2 separate regions of the Mus musculus genome follow, and region 1 is linked to region 2. A link is a loop called in an ENCODE intact Hi-C map of the cell type or tissue named here. Cell type or tissue: left cerebral cortex. All regions are shown on one strand. Links, peaks and the distances in the headings refer to the core of each region. The heading gives the core; the rest is flanking DNA. Region 1 holds the start of Ptpn9 (protein tyrosine phosphatase, non-receptor type 9). Region 2 holds the start of Man2c1 (mannosidase, alpha, class 2C, member 1).

Region 1 (5,370 bases), core at 87-5,086, 140 kb before region 2:
TTCTCTGTGATAACTCCAGCTGTGTCAAGTTGACACAAAACTAGCCAGTACAATTGACCCCTTGTCAACTTGACACACAAAAACATCACTAGTAAGCCTCAACCCTTACATTCTTATTCATCCCCAAGGTCTAAATAACTTTAAAAGTCCCACAGCCTTTACATATTCTTAAAATTTCAATCTCTTTAAAATATCCATCTTTTTTAAAATCCAAAGTCTTTTTACAATTAAAAGTCTCTTAACTGTGGGCTCCACTAAAACAGTTTCTTCCTTCAAGAGGGAAAATATCAGGGCACAGTCACAATCAAAAGCAAAAGTCAATCTCCAACTGTCCAATGTCTGGGATCCAACTCACGATCTTCTGGGCTCCTCCAAGGGCTTGGGTCACTTCTCCAGCCAGGCCCTTTGTAGCACACACATCATCCTCTAGGCTCCAGATGCCTGTACCCCACTGCTGCTGCTGCTCTTGGTGGTCATCTCATGGTACTGGCATCTCCAAAACACTGCATGACCCCTTCAGTCCTGGGCCTTCAATTGCAACTGAGGCTGCACCTTCACCAATGGCCTTCCATGGCCTCTCACAGTACCGAGCCTCAGCTGCTTTGCGTGACCCCTTCATGCCTTCAAAACCAGTACCACCTGGGTGAACCTTACATATTACCAAGTCCTGCTGCAGCAGGAGTACAACCTTGGCCATCTCTGGAACACAGCCTCTTTGTGCTTTCAGAAAACACTTCCCAGAAGATGTCACCTCAATGATGCTGGTCTCTTCTTAATCACCGCTAATTTCTTAGCTCCAGCTAACCAGCATCAATAGTCCCAGTAATGCAAAGTTTTTGCTTTGGTAGTTCTGGTATCTTGTTAATCACAGCTGATTCTTCAGCCCCAGCTAACCAGAACTACAGAATCTTCACAATCAAAACAGCAATGGCCCTGAAAAGAGTCTTTAATTTTCCCTCTGAAATTTCACAAACCAGAGCTCCATCTTCTGCGGTGTTCTCAACATTATCTTCCAAGCTCCTACACAACATCTGACAGAGCTCTTAACAACGGATGGATCTTCAAGCACAACGTTCTAAAGTCCTTCCACAGTCCTCCCCAAAACATGGTCAGATTGTCACAGGAATACCCCACTCTGCTGGTACCAATTTGTCTTAGTCAGGGTTTCTATTCCTGCACAAACATCATGACCAAGAAGCAAGTTGGGGAGGAAAGGGTTTATTCGGCTTACATTTCCATACTGCTGTTGGTCACCAAAGGATGCAGGACTGGAACTCAAGCAGGTCAGAAAGCAGGAGCTGATGCAGAGGCCATGGAGGGATGTTCTTTACTGGCTTGCCTCCCCTGGCTTGCTCAGCCTGCTCTCTTATAAAACCCAAGACTACCAGCCCAGAGATGGTCCTACCCACAAGGGGCCTTTCCCCCTTGATCACTAATTGAGAAAATGCCTTACAGTTGGATCTCATGGAGGCATTTCCTCAACTGAAGGTCCTTTCTCTGTGATAACTCCAGCTGTGTCAAGTTGACACAAAACTAGCCAGTACAACATGTATGGGTGTTTTTTTTTTCCTGATGTATGTTTATACATCACATGCTCCTTAAAAGTTCTATACTACCACGTGGGTACTAGAATTGAACCCAGATCCACTCCAAGGTCAGCCAGTATTCTTAACCACTGACCCATCACGCGAGTCCCTGAGTGTCTTCATTATTTTACTTCCTGATACATCTTCCATTATCTTATACTGTCTTATTTTAACTCCAGTGCATAGTGCAGTGTCTGGTGTGCAGATAGACTTGTTATAGACTGTCTTCCAGTTTCAATACTGAAACCAACTCCTGAGTAGGTTCCTGAGTTCAGCGTAGAGTTCATTTTACTGGTGGCAAAAGACAAACTAACATAGTTGAGGGGCAAGGAGGCATGGACATGCCTTTAATTCCTTCACTCAAGAGGCAGATCTCTGTGAGTTCAAGGCCAGCTTGGTCTACACAGCCAATTTTGGGACAGCCAGGGGTACATAGAGATCCTTTCTCAAAACTCTGTCTTTCCTGGCCCCCTGACCCTCCACACACACAAAGGAAAAAACTTAGCAGAGGTAACCCTGAAGCTGCTATTGCACTGGTGCCAAAATGGAGTTAAGAATATATATAATTTATTTTTTAAAAAGTTCTCCAAGATGGGCATCAAAACCTATAGCATTTTCTTTTCCGAAGACCCATCCCCTGGTTCTTTCTGGACTTCAGTCCTGGGGGGACTAGTTGTGGCACTCCGATTTCTTGAAATCCTTCTAGAATACTTATCTTTGGTCTAACATGATAAAAAAAATCACAGTAGGCCCAGCCCTGCCTTCTCAATGCTCCTATCCTGAGAGACCCAGACTCTGCTGTTTACCCTAGAGTAAAATCATGCATTTGCAAAGGCTGTGGGCTTCCTGAATGAATTCTGAAACAGGATGTCTCTCTCTGTCTCTTCCTCACTCTCTCTTTGTACCCGATTACAATTAGCTACAATGATGCTGGACTACAGGATACATTCATTGAGCAAAGAAATGCGGCCCTTGCTTATCTGTCAGATCCGAGGCATCTTGGACCTCACAGGCAACCTTTCAGACCCTACCACGAATAGGTAGAAGCCGCCCGTGAATACCGGGAAGGGCACCGGTCCTCGCGCAGTTTTGGATTCTTTTAACTCCCAGTCGCGTCTCCCTCCCGCTCCCGTAGGGGAGTCGCCTCTCGTCCCCGCAGCCCCTCCCCCGCCGCGCCGCTCCGTTCCGCTCAGCCTCCCCTCCTCCCAGCTCCTCTCTGTCTCCCCCTCTCGGACAACGTCCCCGTCCGGCCCGGCCCTCCCCGGCTCCTGTTTGTGAATGAGATGCTCAGTTTCTCAATGGAGCCGTGGGGGGCTCGGGCGGACGCGGCGCAGGCCGCAGCGCTGGCCCTGAGCCGGGAGGGGGACGCCTTTTCCTCGCTCGCTCGCGCCCGCCCTCCCTGTCTCCGCGGCGGCTTTTGAGGAACTGGGCCGCGAGGCCACGGAGCAGTTCGCAGGGCCCGCATCCCCGTGGACGCCCGGGCTGGGCGGTCTCGAGGCGCCGGCGAGCTCTGCCCCGGGGGTTAAGCGGCTCGGAAGGCCGACGGCCTCCAACTCCCGCCAGGCGCCTTCGCGGTGGCTGTAAAAGTTGTGGACTCCTAAAAAAGAAAGAAAGCCAAGCAGACCTCGAACTGCTGTTAGTTCCTCGCCCGCACTTTCTCCTCCTCAGGACAGGAGGGGTGGCGTGAGGAAAGGAGTGAAGCAAACAGGAGGCATTTCCTCTCCGCGGGGAGCGACAGCGGGCTCTCCCCGGCCAGCAGGAGCGGCGTTGGCAGCCGCCGCGGGCGCCGGGCGCTCGCACCATGCGCGAGCCGACCGAGAGCTGCTGAGGCGCCGGGCCACAGAAGCGGAGCGCGAGTGCAGCGGGTTCTGGCGCTCGCCCACCAGACCTGCCCCGGCGGCGGCGGGATGGAGCCGGCGACCGCGCCCCGGCCGGACATGGCGCCGGAGCTGACCCCCGAGGAGGAGCAGGTAAGCGCCGCTGCAGCGGTGGGTGTGTCCGAGCCTCCGAGGCCTAGGCCGGCCTCTGTTCGCCGGGCTGCGCTCCTCGCCCCGGGCCCTCAGCGGCTCCTGCTCGCATTTCAGGCCTGCGGGCTGGCCTCCCCGGGCCGGAGACCGCGCCCCAGGCCATCGCCCAGCCCAGCCCCGGAGCCGTGGGACCCCTGGCTCTGAGATTCTTATGCTTCGAGACTTCCGGGGGGGGGGGGGTCCGTGCTGCTCCATTTCAATGAATATTAAAGTTCCTCGAACTGGGGCGGGCTCCCCACTGGATGACTGCAGGACACCTTGTCCCAGGCCCTTCTACTCTCTGGAAGCGTTTGCATTTTTTTTTTTTTTTCTCGAGGGTCCGTTGTTTTCAAGGGCAAGGAAAGCCATTTGGGGGGAGGATTCCTAGGTGGTTGTCTCCGTTCCCAAGATGGGGGGAGGTAGCGCTGGTAAAGAGGTGGCCCAGATTCTCAAAGGAGCCCTTCAGGCTTTCAGACTGCTGTGACGGGCCTACTTGGACAGATCCTGAAAGATCTGTTCCTTTTCTAGCTCCCCAAGTCCCTGGCCTTGACCTCCCTATTCTGCTTTCCCAGGCTAGGCTCTTACCCTCGTCCCCATTTCCCTGCCCCCACCTCATCTGACAGTCTCCATCTTTCTGAAGCCCACACTGGAGTTCCATTGTCCCTTTTTAAAGCTTGAGATCTTAAATTCCCAGAAAGTAGTAGCTTGCGTTATCATTTGAGGGGTTTCTGTAAGCGAGAAGCCTAGCGAGCGCTCTTATAACTTTACACCCCCCCCCCCATATTCCAGCTGTGGAAACACGGACTAGATGAGATTCAGAACCCCACGGATTGGGCTCTTGCTCTTCTCTCCTTGGCACTGCTCATATCCAAACAGAAGCTGTGCTCAAATATGGCCATAATCTGCTTGTACCTTACAAAATAAATGAAAGAGGAAAAGGTGAGACATGCTGGTAATGATCCGTTTCACACTCTCACGCCCTAGTTCACAGGCCCACATTTGCTAACACAATCTGGAGTGGGGAGATGTCTATTTTGACAAACTAACATTGGTTTAATGGTTTTTTTTTAAAGACCTTTTTATGGTTTATTTATTTTTATTTTATTTGCATTGGTGTTTTGCTTGCATATATGTCTGTGTGGGGGTGTCAACTCACTTGGAGATGGATTATGGATACCTGTGACTGCCATGTGAGTGTTGGGAATTGAACCTAGGTCCTCTGAAAGAGTAGCCAGTGCTCTCTCCAGCCCCAAGACCTGATTTTTAAAAAGCCCTTGAATTTTCTTTTGGAAAAGTCATGCTTTCTGTGGAAATGATGTTTTTGTTTTGTTTTGTTTTTTTAATTTCCCCCAGACCTATACTCTTATTGACTTTAAATAAACTCAGCATGAGTAAAAAAAAATTTTTTTTTAAATTTACTTATTTTATGTATATGAGTATACTGTAGCTGTCTTCAGACACACCAGAAGAGGGCAGACATTCAGAAGAGGGTAGACATACCAGAAGAGGGCATTGGATCCCATTACAGATGGTTGTGAGCCACGGTGTGGTTGCTGGGAATTGAACTCAGGACCTCTGGAAGAGCAGTCAGTGCTCTTAACCTCTGAGCCATCTCTCCAGTAAAAAAAAAAAAATTTAAGAATACCTTTTTAAAAACAAATTTGCAAATAGTGGTAACAGCTTGGTAACTGCAACAGTGTTTTCAAAATGCTAGTGAGACAGTGCAAGCAGGTGGCCAAGGGCCAAGGAGCCACTCTGCCAGGACTGGGAAAGGCCTC
Region 2 (5,370 bases), core at 271-5,270:
CAAATGTGGTTGGCCTGGACTTTCTGAACAACAGACTAGCTGTCATAGAATTCGACAGCCATCACCTAGCAAGTCATAACCAGGTATTTTATCTTCCATTTAAAAATCCTCAGTCCTGGGGTCAGTGAGATGGCTCAGCTGGGTATGGTTCTTGCCACTAAGCCTAAAGACCTGAGTTTTGAGCCCCAGGCCCCACATATCCCACCCCCAACCAAATAAATTGTAACAATGTTTTTAAAATCCCCAACACCACCATAAAGAAAAATAATTTGACTTCTAGGTTTTCAAAAGGTGGCACAGTCCTTTAATCCCAGCACTTGGGAGGCAGAGGCAGGGGGATTTCAGAGTTCAAGGCCAGTCTGGTCTACAAAGTGAGTTCCAGGACAGCCAGGGCTTATACAGAGAAACCATGTCTTGAAAAAAAAAAAAAAAAAAAACTCATGAATTTTGCCTTGGACTCCTGAATTCTGGGAATACAGGTGTGTGTCACCATATCCTGCTTTTAGGGTGTTTTTCTCATAGGAGGACAAGGAAACTTGGAAGTAATCAAGCCTAATGGGAAAATGTAGGGCAGTGGCTGAGGCAGCATGCCAGGAAGAAAGGGTCTGGCTTCCTCAGCTATGGTTCACCTCTCCCCCTCTATTTCCTTAAGACTGCTGGCCTAGAAGGATGGGGAGCATGGGTCTGACCAGCAGCAGCCTTGGCAGTTGCTACCTATGTACTATGTACTGCACCTCCCTGCAGGTCAGGGTAAGATTTCAGGGCCCTTTTAGGAGAAAAAGTCCTTGTGACCAATAAAACAAGGGACTTTGCTCAAGTTTTGACAAGTTATTTTAATTGGCATTGTATATTTCTTACTTGATCATTTTTCTGGGTAACCTGCATTTGGAATGTAAACCTGGTTATTTCCATTAAAGCAGGCTAGTTAGATTCCTCCTGTATTATTTTCTTCCAGACTCCTGCAAACGTTAAAGCTGGAGGTTAGCATTCAAACTTCCTTGCACTTGTTGACCTGCGTTAGATCAAAATTCTGGACATTGGGGTAATGGGCAACGGTGATGCATGTAATGTAATGGAGGATTACTGGTGTGCAAAGCCCCTTTTCTGTATTTCTGAAAACACCCGAAGTAGCCTTGCGCTTTTCATATTATGCAGTTACCAATGCTTGAGTAAGTGAAGAGAATGGAAAACTAAACCTTTCCCATGCCCTTCCAGGGGTTCCCTCCCTAGCCCTTCCTTCAGAATACCAAGTAGCTCAGGCTGTACTCAAAGGCGCTACATTGTCGCAGATTACTCCAATTTACACTTCCTGGTCTGTGAACTTTGTGCATCCTAGGCAAGCACTCTCCCTACCGAACCACACCACCAGCTCAAACTTACCATTGTATTTTAAAATAATTTACCCAGCTGTCTGACAGCAAGGCTGAGGTGAGAACCGCGAAGGCTCAGCTTCCGGGTTTCACTGGGAGGCTCCCCAGAGCCAGCCTCTTGCAAAAGCCGTGGTGTTCCCAGAAAAGCTGCTCGGGTCTGTAAGCTGGTTGGATGCCGGAACCTTTGGTTCCAAGCGGTGCAACGAGCCGGCAGCACCAAGGATCTTCCGGGGAGGGAAGGCGCATCGCCATGGCGGCAGCGCCGTTCTTGAAGCACTGGCGCACCACTTTCGAGCGGGTGGAGAAGTTCGTGTCCCCGATCTACTTCACCGACTGTAACCTTCGCGGCAGGTGTGGTCCTTGGCCTACCACACCCGCGCGCTCTCCCCTTCCCTTCCGGAGGGAAACCCAGGCCGTGGCCAACCGGGCCGCGGAACAAAGTTCCCGCCACTGCCAGGCCAGGGGCTGGGGAGCGAACGGTAGAGGTTGGTCTGTGCTGCTGAGCTGCCAGGCAGTCCTCACGGCCTTAGCCAAGGGAGAGCGTTTCCCCAGCCATCCGCTGGCTCACGGGTGGGACAGGGGCGGCTTCGAGCATGCGCCCATCAGCTGCTCCTGCCCAGGCTCTTCGGGGACAGCTGCTCGGTGACACTCTCCAGCTTCCTGACGCCCGAGAGGCTTCCCTATGAGAAGGCGGTGCAGCAGAACTTCAGCCCTGCGCAGGTCGGCGACAGCTTCGGACCCACGTGGGTAACGCCCAGTTTGGCGAAGCTCCGCCCCACGACCAAACCCTAGTCTGCTAGATAGCAGAGTGGCGCCCTCTGCTGAGAGAAGCTCCTTTATCCTTCGGCGTCTTCACTTGAGTATTTTCATCCCTGCTGCCTCTCCCCCTTTCCCTTTATTCTTTGACCATTTCTCTGATGCTGCACATGCATGGAGAACATCTTAAAGCCGAGGGTTTCCACTCCTAGGCCCATCAAAATGGCTCTCTTACAGATGGTGGACCTGCTGGTTTCGGGTAGAACTGGTCATCCCTGAAGTTTGGGTGGGCCAGGAAGTTCATCTTTGCTGGGAAAGCGATGGAGAAAGCCTTGTCTGGCGTGATGGGGAACCTGTCCAGGTGAGGTGTCCTCTCTTAGAGCCAGATACTGCCACAGATTAGCCTGGTTTTTGGAGAAGCCACAGCTGAATGAATGGGTCTCCAGAGTAATTTCATGATTTCGGAACTGAGGAAATTGCCAGTGTTTAGACACACCCGAAGAGGTTATCAGATCCCATTACAGATGGTTGTAAGCCACCAGAATTTGGACACCAGTGTTATAAATCCCCAGTTTTCATAAGCTAGTTTTATTGTGTATAGTACATATGTATTGGGGGAAACTTCAAATCATTCTAAAATGATATAAAGTAAGGTATTAAGTTATCTTCCCATGAATAATGAATTTCTTTTAACTGCACTTCACATTCCCCAGATGTTAAATGTTAAATGTCATACCAGGTTTAATCTTTGTAATGCTATGTGATGACACTTTATATCCATTATAGATTTTAAAAAACTAAGACATTTCTTTGTTGGTCCATGCAGCTTCCGTTTCAAAGTCCAGTAACTGGGTCCTAAAAGAAGTCAGAGCCCTAGCCGGGCGTGGTGCTGCACGCCTTTAATCCCAGCACTCGGGAGGCAGAGGCAGGTGGATTTCTGAGTTCGAGGCCAGCCTGGTCTACAAAGTGAGCACCAGGACAACCAGGGCTATACAGAGAAACCCTGTCTCGAAAAAACAAAAAAACAACAAAAAAAAAACAAACAAACAAAACAAAACAAAAAAAAGAAGTCAGAGCCCTATCCAACTTTCTTCTCTTCGATGGCACCCACCTAACTGAACACTGAGGATGAACCAATCTATCTCAAACTCCTTGGGCTTCTTTTTTAATTAATATAACCCAGAACCACCACAAATTCTAGACAAATGTTCTCACCACTGAGCTAATCCATCTCCCACCTCCCGTTTAATTCGAGAAAGGGTCTTGCTGAATGATCCCTGATAGTAGCCTTGATCTTGTTATTCTCTACCATGGACCTCCCAAGTAGCTAGAATTATAGACCTGTATTAATATATCTGCCTCACTCCATGGGGTTTTCTTTTATATATTCATGGGTAAAAAGGCTACCAGAGGGGGTTGGAGAGATGGCTCAGTGGACTGACTGCTAAGAGCACTGACTGCTCTTCCAGAGGTCCTGAGTTCAAATTCCCAGCAACCACATGTGACTTACAGCCATCTGTAATGGGATCTGATGCTCTATTCTGGTGTGTCTGAAGACAGCATACAGTGTACCAATACATACATTAAATAAATAAATCTTAAGAAAGAAAAGCTACCAACCAGGCCTCCTAATCCCTGCCCAAGATCCTTCCCATAAGACCATCTGTAGGGACCTTGAAGTTAACCCAAGACACCCCAATTCAGGTTCTTTGCACAAATGAAATTGATTTGTTTCAGAGGGCAGAGAATAAGAGACAAAGACAGGAGACCGAGGACAAGGGAGAAGGGAAAGAGGTGTTTGTCCCAGAAGACAAAGGTCTAAGAAAATGGCAGTCTATAAAGCTACAAGAAGAAAGCCTATGTTGGGATGAGGTGGTCTAATCCCAAATAAGAGAATAGACCTTGGTGGCTAGCTTTAGGGATGTAATCTAGCAGTTTTACAAGGCAGAAGGAAGTGGGAAGAAGGGCAAGGCCTGCCATAGCCGTGCTTGCCGAGCTCCAGCTCCCCAGAGTCCCTTCACCACTGCTAGCAAACATAAACTGCGTGCTGGTCACCGATGGGTGGAACACTTGCTACCAAGGTTCCCTGATTACTTTATCCTAGCCTTTCCTGGTATCGGTGATTCAGGGCAGGGCAGCTGGATGGCAGAGCCTGGCCCTCATTGGCTTTACTCGACCTTCGAATTTTCTAATGGCCTCAAGCCCGGTCTTCTCTTTTCTCTACCAGGGTTTGACCAAAGAAGGCGAAAAGACCAGTTATGTCCTGAGCGAGAGGCTGCGAGCATCAGACCCTCGGAGGTAAGCATCCGCTTACACAGATGTGTTCACATAAGTGAAATCTTAATATCTCCTTTCTCGTGGTAAATATAAAAGAACATGGGGAAATTAATTACTCCTATTATCCTTCTACCAGGGATGACCATCTTTTTTTTTTTTTTTTTTTTTTTTTTTTTTTTTTTTTTTTGGTGTTTGGAGACAGGGTTTCTCTGTGTAGCCCTGGTGCCCTGGCTGTCCTGGAACTCACTTTGTAGACCAGGCTGGCCTCGAACTCAGAAATCCGCCTGCCTCTGCCTCCCAAGTGCTGGGATTAAAGGTGTGTGCCACCACCGCCCGGCAGGGATGACCATTCTTATCATCTCCGTCTTCATAATCTCAAAATGTCTTTGAGCAGAAGCACCTTTTACTAGATGAAAGTTATTTCTCTGATATTTTACACCCTACCTTTTACATTCCATTATTTCATATTGAGGGAGCATGTTTTCTATACCATGAAAAGCTAAGATATTGGGTTTGGCTGTTTGTTGTTATTTATTTGTTGTTTTGTTTTGTTTGAAACAGGATCCCATTCTATATCCCTGGCTGTCCTAGAACTCACTATGTAGACCATGTTGGCCTTGAACTCACATAGATCTACTTGCTTCCTCCCAAGTGCTGGGATTAAAGTTGGGTGCTACCATGCATGATTATTGCAGTGTATATTTAACTGTGCATTTTTGTTTGTTTGTTTGTTTGTTTTCTTTGGCTTGGTTTAGTTTTTTTGAGACAAGGTTTCTCTGTATAGCCCTGGATGTCCTGGAACTCACTCTGTAGACCAGAGCCTCAGACTTCATAGATCCATCTGCCTCTGTCCTGCCTCTCAAGTGTTAGGATTAAAAAGGCCTCTGCCACCACTGCCCAGTGTTAACTGTATATTGTTTCAGATTCCTCCAACACTGTGAATATGGTAAGGTGGCCTTGAAGGGCA

Evidence for each region. Hi-C counts contacts between places; a loop is a spot of excess contacts. Peaks named below come from ENCODE experiments on the same cell type or tissue, not always from the same donor. Only the 100,000 strongest peaks of a DNase experiment are listed, where the experiment ranks them.
Region 1: a loop joins it to region 2, with 5 times the contacts of the local background. A loop is called at or near these places in 1 of 42 quality-filtered maps.

What each region holds. Positions count from the first base shown.
Region 1 is chr9:56,992,101-56,997,470 of GRCm38, forward strand. Ptpn9 (protein tyrosine phosphatase, non-receptor type 9) reads left to right here and starts at 2,868. Exons shown (of 13, transcript NM_019651.2): 1 at 2,868-3,556. The coding sequence starts at 3,494. In left cerebral cortex, for the core only: CTCF peaks have their summits at 2,821 and 5,063 (motif pointing right); DNase peaks (open chromatin) are centred at 2,032, 2,806, 3,242, 3,573 and 1 more place; H3K4me3 peaks cover 2,686 bases; H3K27ac peaks cover 2,636 bases.
Region 2 is chr9:57,129,169-57,134,538 of GRCm38, forward strand. Man2c1 (mannosidase, alpha, class 2C, member 1) reads left to right here and starts at 1,609. Exons shown (of 26, transcript NM_028636.2): 1 at 1,609-1,721; 2 at 1,991-2,113; 3 at 2,364-2,487; 4 at 4,354-4,424. The coding sequence starts at 1,621. It overlaps Man2c1os (mannosidase, alpha, class 2C, member 1, opposite strand), which reads right to left and starts at 2,122. Exons shown (of 2, transcript NR_102289.1): 1 at 1,381-2,122; 2 at 814-959. In left cerebral cortex, for the core only: a CTCF peak has its summit at 2,189 (motif pointing left); DNase peaks (open chromatin) are centred at 1,555 and 2,121; H3K4me3 peaks cover 1,982 bases; H3K27ac peaks cover 1,755 bases.